Regions from separate parts of the Homo sapiens genome. Here region 1 is linked to region 2. A link is a contact called in ENCODE Hi-C or POLR2A ChIA-PET data. All regions are on one chromosome and are shown on one strand. Each heading gives the region's core, a stretch centred on a gene start or an enhancer-like site at or near the end of the contact. The rest is flanking DNA. Distances are from core to core; before and after follow the strand shown.

Region 1 (5,808 bases), core at 551-3,050, 2.8 Mb before region 2:
TATTGAATTGGGATCTCTAGGGGATGCCTGGGCATCTGCATTTTTAATGTGCATATAGGTTTATTGATTTACAAATCAAACTCATATTTCTTTTACTGGCATGACAATCACCGTAATTCAGTGTAATTCTCAAAAGTGTGGTGCAGGAACTCCTGGGTGTCCCTGACACTGTTTCAAAACAATTTACATAATATTAGGACATATCCCTTTTTCACTCACATTCTCACACAATATGGCACAATTTTCTAAAAGTTACATGATGATTGATATTGTAAGAGAATGAAGGTAGAAGTTACGAAAATCTAGCTGTCTTTTATTCAGCCAGACATTAAAGAGATTTGTAACAATGTAAAACAATGCCATTCTCAATAATTTTTCATTTTGGAAAATATCCTTTACAGAAATGCTATCTATGTTAACATATAATGAGTTTATTTTAAAATGAATAACCTTTGTTGAAAGTTGTTTTCTAAAATAGTAAATATTGATAGCTATTATAAACAAAAACCCTTTGAAGTTCTCAATACATTTTAAAAGTATAAAGAAATTCTAAGATCAAAAAGTTTGAGAACTGCTGCTATAATTATCAGCAGCATTTAAAAAATAAGTGGCTTCCCAAGATTCCATACTTTAGCCCCAAATTCTATGCATTTTCCATTACAACAGAAAATCAGAGGAAATGATCCATTTTATATTTAAGCAGGGGTTTTTTTGTTGTTGTTTTTTGGAATTTTAACAAGCTTCCAGGTGATATTGATGAACCTAAATTTAGAGAACCACTGTCAAAAGCAAAGGAAAATATCTGAAGAGTTTTAGAAGTGACAATTACTCTTATCTGGGAATTAAGATGATAATTCCGAGGGCATTAAATGGAGTTGGAAAACATGAGTTCTTAAAGGCTAAGTCCCTTCACCTCTCTGGGATTCAGTTTTTCTTATCTGTACAATAAGATTGATTTTAATATTTTACTAGCTCTGTCAGTCTGGATTTCATGCATTTTCACTGCTCGAGGGCAACAGAAGAGTTGCATCTTTCTGATGAGGTCCCAGGAGTAATCTTAGAGTCATAAATCAGATCATGTCATTCATCTGCTTAGAAACCTTCAATGGTTTTCCACTGGATTCCAAACAAAAATCAAACTCTTTATCCTTGCTCATAAGCCTTACAAGATTTGGGCTCAAGTCCCTGGCCTCATCTCTCTCCATTCTCACCTTGCTCCTTTTGCTCTAGCCAGTGGCCTTTGTCTTTTCCTTGACTTTGCTAAGTTTGTTCCCACTATATGGCCTTTGCACGCGCTATTCTCTCTGCCTGGAATGCTCTATTCCAGATTTTCATACGGCTTATTACTCTCCCACTTCGTTCCATCACATTATCCAGTCTAAATTTCTTTACAGCACTTACTACCACCTTAGATAATCCCGTTTGTTGACTTGTTTATAATCTGCTTTTCGCACTGCTTGAGAGCAGGGCCCTTCCGTTCGTTGACTGATGTGTCCCTGGAGCCCAGGGCAGTGCCTGGCAGGTATCTGGCTCTCAGTAAGTGTTCGATGACCGAACTCCCACACCCAGGCCAGACTTTCAAAAGAATGGCAAACATTTTCGCCTCCTGCACTCCCGACCCCAAGCCACAGGCTACGACTCACGCCTCGGCGCTCCTAGTAGTCCCCTCGCAGCGACCCCAACCAAGCCGTCACCTACCCGACCGCCGTCTAGCTCCTTCCGGCCTCAGCGGCGGCTTAACTCGGAAGTTTTCTCGGACACACCGGCACGCCTCTGCGCTGAAGGAGCACTTCCGGGGCAGTAGGAACGCCGAGTCGGCTGCCGTGGCTGTGCTGAGGGTGGCGGCCGGATAGGTGCGGAGCTTCCTGAACGAGGCAGGAGGGGTGCGAGGTTCAGGGGCAGGGCCCGGGCAGCCGAAGTCGTTAGGGAGGCGGTGACCTGACGGTGGGCGGCGGACATCTCGCGGCAGGGTCGAGGGCTGTGAAAGCGGTTTAGTGATTGAAGCGCTACGTTTGTGTGAGGAATTCTTGTCGTTGTCAGCGCCTGAGAACTTAGTTGGGAGCGGACGTTTACGTCGAATCTCTCGTTTGGGACCCCATTCTTGAATGTGGGAAGAAGTGAGAGCGCATGTTTGCTCATCTAGAGACAGCCGTATTAATAACGATAGGATACAAACCATCACCCCACCAAGTGATAGCAGCTGTTAACCTGTGGGCGGTTACGTGCCGGTCACTGTTCCAAGCCCCTCACATATCGCGTCACTGAATCTTTATAGGGACCCAGAACTCCATTTGACAGATGAGGAAACGGAGAGGCAGACAGGTGACCTGACTTCCCCACAATCGCTGCAGGACAGGAAGAAAGTAAACTCCAGAGCCCGTGCTCTTAGCTACTAAGCTGTACTGCTCTTCATTTTGGTAAATGGGGCGGGTGGAGTGTATATATACGTAATATATATGTGTGTGTGTAAGCGTATGCGTTTTTATTTCTTAAAAATATGGCTCAGCCGTATTTATTTACAGTTATTGGAATCTTTCTCCTCCAACTGAGAAAATAACTGGAGGAGAAACTACAATTATTTCTACACGCTTACTACACAATGCCTGGAAGACTTACAAAAACACTAAATAGTGCAGTTCCACGTACTTGGTGTTTATTCCTTTTTTTTTTTTAACCTTTCTCCTAGATTATGAATGAGTTGAGGAAAGAGATGGTACAGTCATTCTAATAACGATAGTAATGATAATATAAACAACCATCACCATAAAAAATTCTCTTCTGGCTTAGCTCAAATATCTGGCACAAATGAAAGAATAGAGATAACCAGTGTTTAATATTTTAGTAAAGGGACTGTTTTGGCAGGGCATGGTGGCTCACGCCTGTAATTTTAGCACTTTGGGAGGCTGAGGCAGGGGAAGATTGCTTGAGGCCAGGCCTAGGGTTCAAGACCAACCTGGCCAACATAGCGAGACCCTGTCTTTAAAAATATATTTTGGAGTATGTCCTTCCAGTCTTTCATGGAATTATATGAATTTATGTAATATGTATATTATATATTCTACATATAGTATACTGTATATATTTATGATGATGATAATGATGCGTTGCAACCTGGAGAGAGCATAAGGAAAAGATAGGAAACATTTATTCATATACACAAAACATTAATTGAACTTTGTGCAAAAACTGTCTCGTCTTTCCTATTAGATAGGCCCTTGGAGTGAATGGCTTACATTAGTTCTCTATCTCCACAGGTACTGTGGTACTACTTGGTACGTAGTAGGTACTCAAAAAATGTTTGCGAGTGAATGAATGGCTACTTCTAAGTTGGTTTGTATGTCAGTGAGTAGTTGTATCTGGATTTTTTCTCTATGTGTTTTGGAAATGTGTAATGTGTTTATATTATATGCCCATATATTCTGAACTCCATAGTGTTGTCTTAATCTACCTTTCTAGCTTCATGCCTTCCCATTGTTCTTCTCTCTGCCATGGTAACTACTCCCTACTGTAACTGTCCATGTTCCATACTGTCAGACCTCAGGCCTTTGGCTGTACCCTCATGTTATTTCCATATCCTTGAATCCTGTCATTGGCATCATCATCTGTCAAAATCATAAGCTTCTTTTAAGGCAGGTGTTGCCAACTCAGATGCCTACAGAGGTTAATCAGGTAGCATAATTTGAGTGAAGTGGATTTGCGTGGGGGATTGTAGGGAGCTGGAGAGCAACTGCCCTAGCTAAAAGGGCCCAGCGGCTATTTAGCACAAGCTAGTTATTACAGAGTTGAATGTGGGCCCGGTGTTGCTAGATCTTTTAATTTTACAAGTTAGAAGTTGGAAGCCTATATTTTTATATGAAGTCTGATTTTTAAATGTTGGCATCTAGTTTTTGCAAAGGTTAAATACTGTGCAGGCCAAATAAAAACATCTGTAGGCTGGATTTGGCACTTAAATTCCCAGTTTGTGACCACTACTCTAGGCTTATTTCAGGTACTTTGTTCATGAATTACGTTGTCTGATTCTAATGGAGTTCTGTTTTTTTTCAGCATTTTGTGTGTTGGATGGTCTGGCAGGGATGTTTCAGCATTTTGTGTGTTGGACTGAATGCAGCACCTGTTATAGTGCTGCATCCAGTCTGCCTTAGTTTTAATATGCCTTTCTTTTCTAATACATTAGAAACATTTTGATAGCATGGGTTGGGTCTAATTCTGCACTTAGTACATATCAGTACATACCTACAGCGTGTGTGTACATATGTGTGAGATGTATTGATTTCTACTCTGATAATCCTTGGTTATCCTGGAAACTAGTGTCTGTTCTTTGTAGAGACACCAATAGTATCTTGGCTTTAATTGCCAAAGAGCTCTACATCTGGAAGGAATTGAATTGAGTAACACTGGTATTCAAAAGTTGATCTGACATAAAGCCAATCTGATGGCTTAAATTTCATGATGTCCTGGAAAAATTGAGGTAGGAATGATTAATAACTAGTAAGATTTTTAAGGACAATAAGTAAAAGGAAAAATTGATAAATTATACCTCATTAAAATTAAAGACTTGCTCTGAAAGGCCCAATGAAGACAATTAAAAGATAAGCTACATACTGGAAAAAAATATTTGCAAACCACATATTATACAGAATATATGAAGAGCTCTCAAAACTCAACAGTAAAAAAAAAATCTCATTAGAAAATGGGCAAAAGATACAAAGATATTTCACTGACAAGGATATACAGATGGCATATAGGCACATGAAAAGATGTTCAACCTTATTAGGTCTTAGAGAAGTACAACTTAAATCCACAATGAGATATCACCACACAACTGTCAGAATGGCTCAAATAAAAAATAGGGACAATGTCAAATGCTGGCAAGAATGCAGAAAAACTTATCAGTCATACATTGCTGGTGGAAATGTAAAATGGTGTAGCTAGTCTGGAAAAGAGTATGGCAGTTTCTCATAAAACTAAACATGAACTTAACCATATGACCCAGCAGTTGCACTCTTGGTCATTTACCCCAGAGAAATGATAGCTTATGTTCCCCCAAAAACCTATACATGAACTTTCATAGCTGTTTTATTTATAATAGTCCCAAACTGGAAACAATACAGATATCCTTCGATGGATAAATGGGTAAATTGTGATACATCTATACTATGGAATACTACTCAGAAATAAAAAGGAAGGAATACTAATACAACTTAAATGGATCTTGAGGGGCTTATGCTGAGTGAAAAAAGTCAATGTCAATAGGTAATATGCTGTATGATTTCATTTATATAACATCTTGAAATGACAGAATTACAGAGATGGAGGACACCTGTCCATCAGAGAGATCAGTAATTGCTTTGGGTTGGAAGGAGTGTCGGAAGTGGTTATGGCTAAAAAAGGATAGCACAAGGGATCCTTGTGATTGAACTGTTCTGTATCTTGATTGTGGTGATAGTCACACAAAGGTATACATGCGATAAAATTTTATAGAACTAAATACAAATGAGTGCGTTTAAAACTGATAAAGTCTGAATGAGATCAGTGGATTGCATTGATATCAGTTTCCTGGTTGTGATATTATATTTGTGTAAGTTTTACCATTGGGGGAAACTGGATGAAGGTATATGGGATCTCTGTATTATTCCTTATACTTGTATGTGAATCTATGATAATCTCAAACTAAAAAGTTTAAACAAATACTTTATACCAAAGAAGCCTATATAAATTTTTTTTGGGCTTTCATTTTACCAGCTGATGTTCTAATCATGTCAGATAAAGATGATATTGAGACTCCACTGCTAACTGAAGCAGCCCCCA
Region 2 (5,361 bases), core at 2,781-5,280:
GGCCAGGCTGGTCACCAGATATCTGCCATTCCAGCCTAGGCCAACTAGTGGGAAGGGGTGGTACAAGACGGAGGGGAAAGGCACAGCTCTGGAGGCAGAGATATGGGTACTACAGGTATGAGTTAAAACCCAGCTCAGCCAGTCTTACTAGCTAAGACCATGGGTAAGTTAACCCCCTAGGGGTTCAAAATTTCCTCATTTATTATGTGGACATAATGATATCTTCTCACAGGGCTATTGTGAGGGTAAGATGTTTGTATACAGAAAGCACAGGGCACAACTCCTCAAGACTGCCAAGCTCATGAATAAACAAGGAAAGACTAAGAAGCTGTCATAGGCTGGAGGAGAGGGGGGACTACAATTATATGTGTCATGACAACAATGGCAGTGCAGTACCCTGGATTGGATCCTGGCTCAGAAAGAGGGCATTAATGGGAAAACTGGTGAAATCCAAATAAAGTCTAGAATTCAGTTAACAGTAATGTACTAATGTTGGTTTCTTAGTGTTGGAGATATGTACATATAAGATGCTAACAGGGAAAACTGAGTCAGGAGTATATAGAAACTCTATATTATCTCTGTAACTTTTCTTTTTTTTTTTTTTTTCTTGAGACAGAGTCTCACTCTGTCATCCAGGCTGGAGTGCAGCAGCGTGATCTCAGCTCACTGCAACCTCTGCCTCCTAGGTTCAAGTGATTTCTCCTGCCTCAGCCTCCCAAGTAGCTGGGACTACAGGTGTACGCCACCATGCCTGGCTAATTTTTGTATTTTTAGTATGGACAGGGTTTCACCATGTTGGCCAGGTTCAGGTTGGTCTCAAACTCCTGGCCTCAAGTGATTTGCCTGCCTTGGTCTCCCACAGTGCTGGATTATAGGGGTGAACCACCACGCCCTGCTGCAACTATTCTATAAACCTAAAATTATTCCAAATTTTTTTTTAGGAAAAAAGCACATAGCCCAGTACATAGCACATAGTATGGGTACAACAAATGACAGCCACTATACAGCACTATAGAGTCTATTAAGCACCTACTATATGACTAGCATGGGGCTAGATATCCTCCCCTGTTATCTAACACCCATCACAGCCTGTAGTCACAAGATCAGTTATGCTAGAAGAGGAACTGAAATTCAGGTTTCCTGATGTTCATTCACTGTCACCCCCCACCCCCATCTTTATCTGGCCCAGGGACTCAAGGTCAGGGCTCTGAATCACATGAGCCCCAAGAAGATGTAGGTGCTGTGTGATTTTGAGTGACCTTTATAATGTCTCAGGGCCTCTTCAAAACTGCCAATCTAAGACCTAGTCTGAGATGGCATCCATACCCACAGCATATACAACAAGTTTGTAGGGTGAGCTAGCAGCCTCTAGCCAGACTCCACCTCATAGCGGCCAGCCCTGGAGCCAAGAGAAGCATTCTCAGCCAACATTCAGGAACAAGGTATAAATTCTCCAGGCAAATGAAGTCAAAAGGTCCACGTTCCTTCATTCAACAAGCAAAACAGACTTTCTGCCTCGGGGGCAGAGTGAGGCCAAGCCCACAGATTTATATGGCTTTATTTGTTTCTGATTTTAGAAATTTTCCATCAATGAATGCATTTCCCTTCACCGACAACTCCCCGAGATGCACGTTGGCACCATCACACCCATCTTACAGATGAGGAGAACAAGACTCAGGAAATCCATGGATTGAGACAGGGGAATGATCAGAAGCCAAGCCTCCCTGCTTTCAGTATCACCCGCTTTCCCCTACACAGCACTGTTCCTCACTCTCAAACACTTCCAAGATGGTAGAAGGGAGGGGATCAGGGTTGGACCTATCCCTTTGCTACCAGAAATGTGTGATGTCTTGACCACAGCTAGCAGCCAAGAGGCAATGGAATCGGGTTTTTGTTTTTGGGGTTTTTTTGTGAGATAGGGTCTCACTCTGTCACCCAGGCTGGAATGCAGTGGTGCAATCTCAGCTGTAGCCATGACCTCCCAGGTTCAGGCGTAGCTGGGCCTCTCACCTTAGCCTCTCAAGTAGCTGGGAATACTGGCGCACACCACCACGCCCAGCTAATTTTTGTATTTTTGCAGAGATGGGGCTTCACCATGTTGCCCAGGCTGGTCTTGAACTCCTGAGCTCAAGCAATCTGTCCACCTCAGCCTCCCAAAGTCCTGGGATTACAGGTGTGCACCACCGCACCTGGTCTTGGGTTTTTTTTAAATTGACAAACCATAGTTGTATACATTTATGGGGTACACTGCAATGTGAAATGTATTCTCTTAGTTGTTTTGAAATGCACACAGTTCCTGACTTACAATGGTTTGACATACCATTTTTCAACTTTACAATCGTGCCTAAGTGATAAATATTCAGTAGAAACTGTACTTTTAGTATCCATACTGTTTTTCACTTTCAGTACAGTCTTCAGTAAATCACATGAGACATTCAACACTTTATTATGAAATAGGCTTTGTGTTAGATGATATTGCCCAACTGTAGGCTAATGTAAATGTTCTGGGCATGTTTAAGGTAGGCTAGGCATGTTTAAGGTAGGCTAGGCTATGATTCTCAGGTTAGCTGTATTAAATGCATTTTCAACTTATGATGGGTTTATCAGAACATAACCTCATGGAAAGTTAAGGAGCTTCTGTATATAATACATTACTGACGATAGTCACCCTGGTGTGCAATAAATCTCAAAGCCTATTCCTTAGCAGAACTTGGTGGCCCACACCTGCAGTCCCAGCTACTCAGGAGACTGAGGTGGGAGGACTGCTTGAGCCCAGGAGTTTAAGGCTGCAGTGAGCTACAATCGCCCCACTGCACTCCAGCCTGGGTGACAGAGTGAGACCCCACCTCTACTCTCAACTTCTGTAAGTTCAACTTGGTTAGAATCCGCATATAAATGAGATAATAAAACAGAACTACCATATGAGCCATTATCCCACTTCTGGGTATATATCCAAAGGAACTGAAATCAACATTTCGAAGGGCTATCTGCACTCCCATATTCATTGCAGCATTACTCACAATAGCTAAGATATGGAAATAACCTAAGTGTCCATCAACAGACACTTGATGGATAAAGAAATTATCCATCAACAGACACTTGATGAAGAAATTATCCATCAAATTGAATGCATAAAGAAAATGTGGCATATATACACAACAGAATACTATTCAGCCTTTAAAAGGGGGAACATCTTGTCATTTGCAACAACATAGATTGAATCTGAAAGACATTGGGCTAGCTGCAATAAGCCAGGAACGAGGCTTTTTCAGGTGAAGGGATTACAGAACTTCCCTTTCCCAGGGATCTGCAGCACGGTGTGAATGAGAAGTGAAGGAAGAAGCGGTGTCAATGAGAAGTGAAGGAGGAAGCTTGGAGGGTACGGGGACTGTTGTCTCAGTGGCTCATAACCAAGGGCAGCGGGGTCACAGGCCTGGGTATTTGTCACCAGATGGGCAAATCTGGATCCTCTGGCCTGGAAAAGCTCTCAAACCCTCCCAACTCTCAGGAAGACCTCAGGGCATTCGAGCAGGGGAAGAGATGAGGCAGCAGGCCTTATCATGGGGGACATAAGGAGTGGGGGTCAGGAGTAAGGTGCAGGGTTAACAGGACTGAATCTCTGGGGGCAATGCCTTAGTTTTAAGGCTGTCTGCATTTTCACTCCGGCGCTTGGAGGGAGGGCAGGAGAGTGCAGACGTGAGATTAATCTCTCCAAAAAGGGCCTGGAGCAGAACAAGTCTTTAGAGGCCACCCTCATTGTACAGACCAGAATCCCATAATTAGTTACTTTGGAAGGCTCTAGTGCAGAGAACCAATTCTAGAGAACGGAGTGGCCACCCCCATATCTCAGCCAGACCCGCACACCCGTAGCTGGGCCAGGAGGCTGCAAACAGACTCTTAAAAGAGGGTGCACTCACCTTTTTCAGGTGGGCTTGCGCAGGGGCCGCGAGAAGCAAGCCCAGGGCGATCAGGAGGGGAGCCTGCATCAGGGACTGCATCGGGAAGGGTGGGTCAGGGCGGAGTTAACTGCAAGGTCTGTGGCGGCAGAGGTGCCTTTAAATGCCTTCCAGTATTGGTTACGCAAAGAAGCTGAGTCCAGTCACTGGCAGGTTCGCCCTGCCCCGTCCCGGCCAGAGACTTCCCGGCCGAGAATTGGACCGATTCCTCCCGGCTCCGCCCCCTCGCTCTTTTCATTGGAGCCTGTCTCTCTAGCGTAGGTGTCAAGGCCTTCCCTCTCTGGGGCGTAGGCGGAGTTGGAAGAGAAAGGGGCGGAACTGAGCGCGGCGGGGCTGAAGGCGGCTGGAACGGAAGGGAGCTTAGCACGAGGTTGGGGCGGGATCACGAGGGCGGGGCGGAGCTGCGCGCGCGGGAGGGGCGGGGGCGTGGCGCGAGGAGGGGCCGAGCGGAGTCGGGGGCGGGGCGGAGCAGAGCTCCTGGGAAGGGCGGGGCCGGGCAGGGGATGGGGCGGAGCTGTGGTTTGTGAACTCGTGCCGGGGCCGTCACCTTTGGAAGGACCTTTGGGAAACCGCGGATTCAGTGTTTTCATCCCCAAGTCCTTCCGGACAAAAATGTCAGACTCTCTGCCATGTTACGCTTCCCCATATGTGTGTCTTTTTTTTTTTTTTTTTTGCTTTGAGACGGACTCTCGCTCTGTCGCCCGAGCTGGAGTGCAGTGGCGCGATCTCGGCTCACTGCAACCTCTGCCTCCCAGGTTCAAGCGATTCTTCCGCCTCAGCCTCTCGACTAGCTGGGACTACAGGCACGCGCCACACGCCCAGCTAATTTTTGTGTTTTTAGTAGAAACGGGGTTTCACCGTGTTGTCCAGGACGGTCTTGATCTCTTGACTTCACGAATCCGTATCTTTTTAATAATTATAACCGTTATAAAAACTAACATTTAGTAACTGCTTGAAAGCATGCTAAGGACGCACAAGGGAATGCTTTTTTTTTTTCTTCCCCAATTTTAGCACTGAGGAAACTGATACACAGTGAGGTTAGCTCTGCCAAGGTCGCACAGCTAGGAAGGAATAGAGCAAGACTTCTTTTTAGACACCCCATCAGCCAAGATTTTGTCAGGTTAATATACTAGTTGGAGATTTGCTTTTAGAAAAAACAGGGATGTTGTTACCAATACCGCCAATTTACCACAGGATTGTAAACTACACAAGGGGTGGCATCATGATGCAGGCACTCATTTATACCCAGTGCCTGATGCATAATAGACAATCTGTTGAGTACATGAATGCATGTGTAGAATTTAAAACTCACCTGATCATCTTTTTTAAAGTAAACTTTTTATTTTGGTTTACAGAAAAGTTGCAAAAATACTACAAAGTTCTGTTCGTTTCCTCTATTGTTGAT

The links. Hi-C counts contacts between places; a loop is a spot of excess contacts on that map. ChIA-PET counts read pairs that join two places held with the same protein, here RNA polymerase II (POLR2A). Pooled maps may share reads with other maps.
Region 1: a loop to region 2 is called in a pooled map, with 13 times the contacts of the local background. The contact joins the promoter of FAM114A2 here to the promoter of GM2A in region 2. A Hi-C loop is called at or near these places in 1 of 37 single-sample maps with no recorded cell type and 7 of 50 pooled maps. POLR2A ChIA-PET finds 5 or more read pairs at or near these places in 1 of 52 experiments (GM10248).

The regions. Positions count from the first base shown.
Region 1 is chr5:154,034,902-154,040,709 of GRCh38, reverse strand. FAM114A2 (family with sequence similarity 114 member A2) reads left to right here and starts at 1,800. Exons shown (of 14, transcript NM_018691.4): 1 at 1,800-1,853; 2 at 5,743-5,808. The coding sequence starts at 5,757. It overlaps MFAP3 (microfibril associated protein 3), which reads right to left and starts at 1,743. Exons shown (of 3, transcript NM_005927.5): 1 at 1,699-1,743.
Region 2 is chr5:151,251,854-151,257,214 of GRCh38, reverse strand. It overlaps GM2A (ganglioside GM2 activator), which reads right to left and starts at 4,030. Exons shown (of 4, transcript NM_000405.5): 1 at 3,918-4,030. The coding sequence starts at 3,998. RefSeq lists an enhancer at 826-965 and a silencer at 4,070-4,419.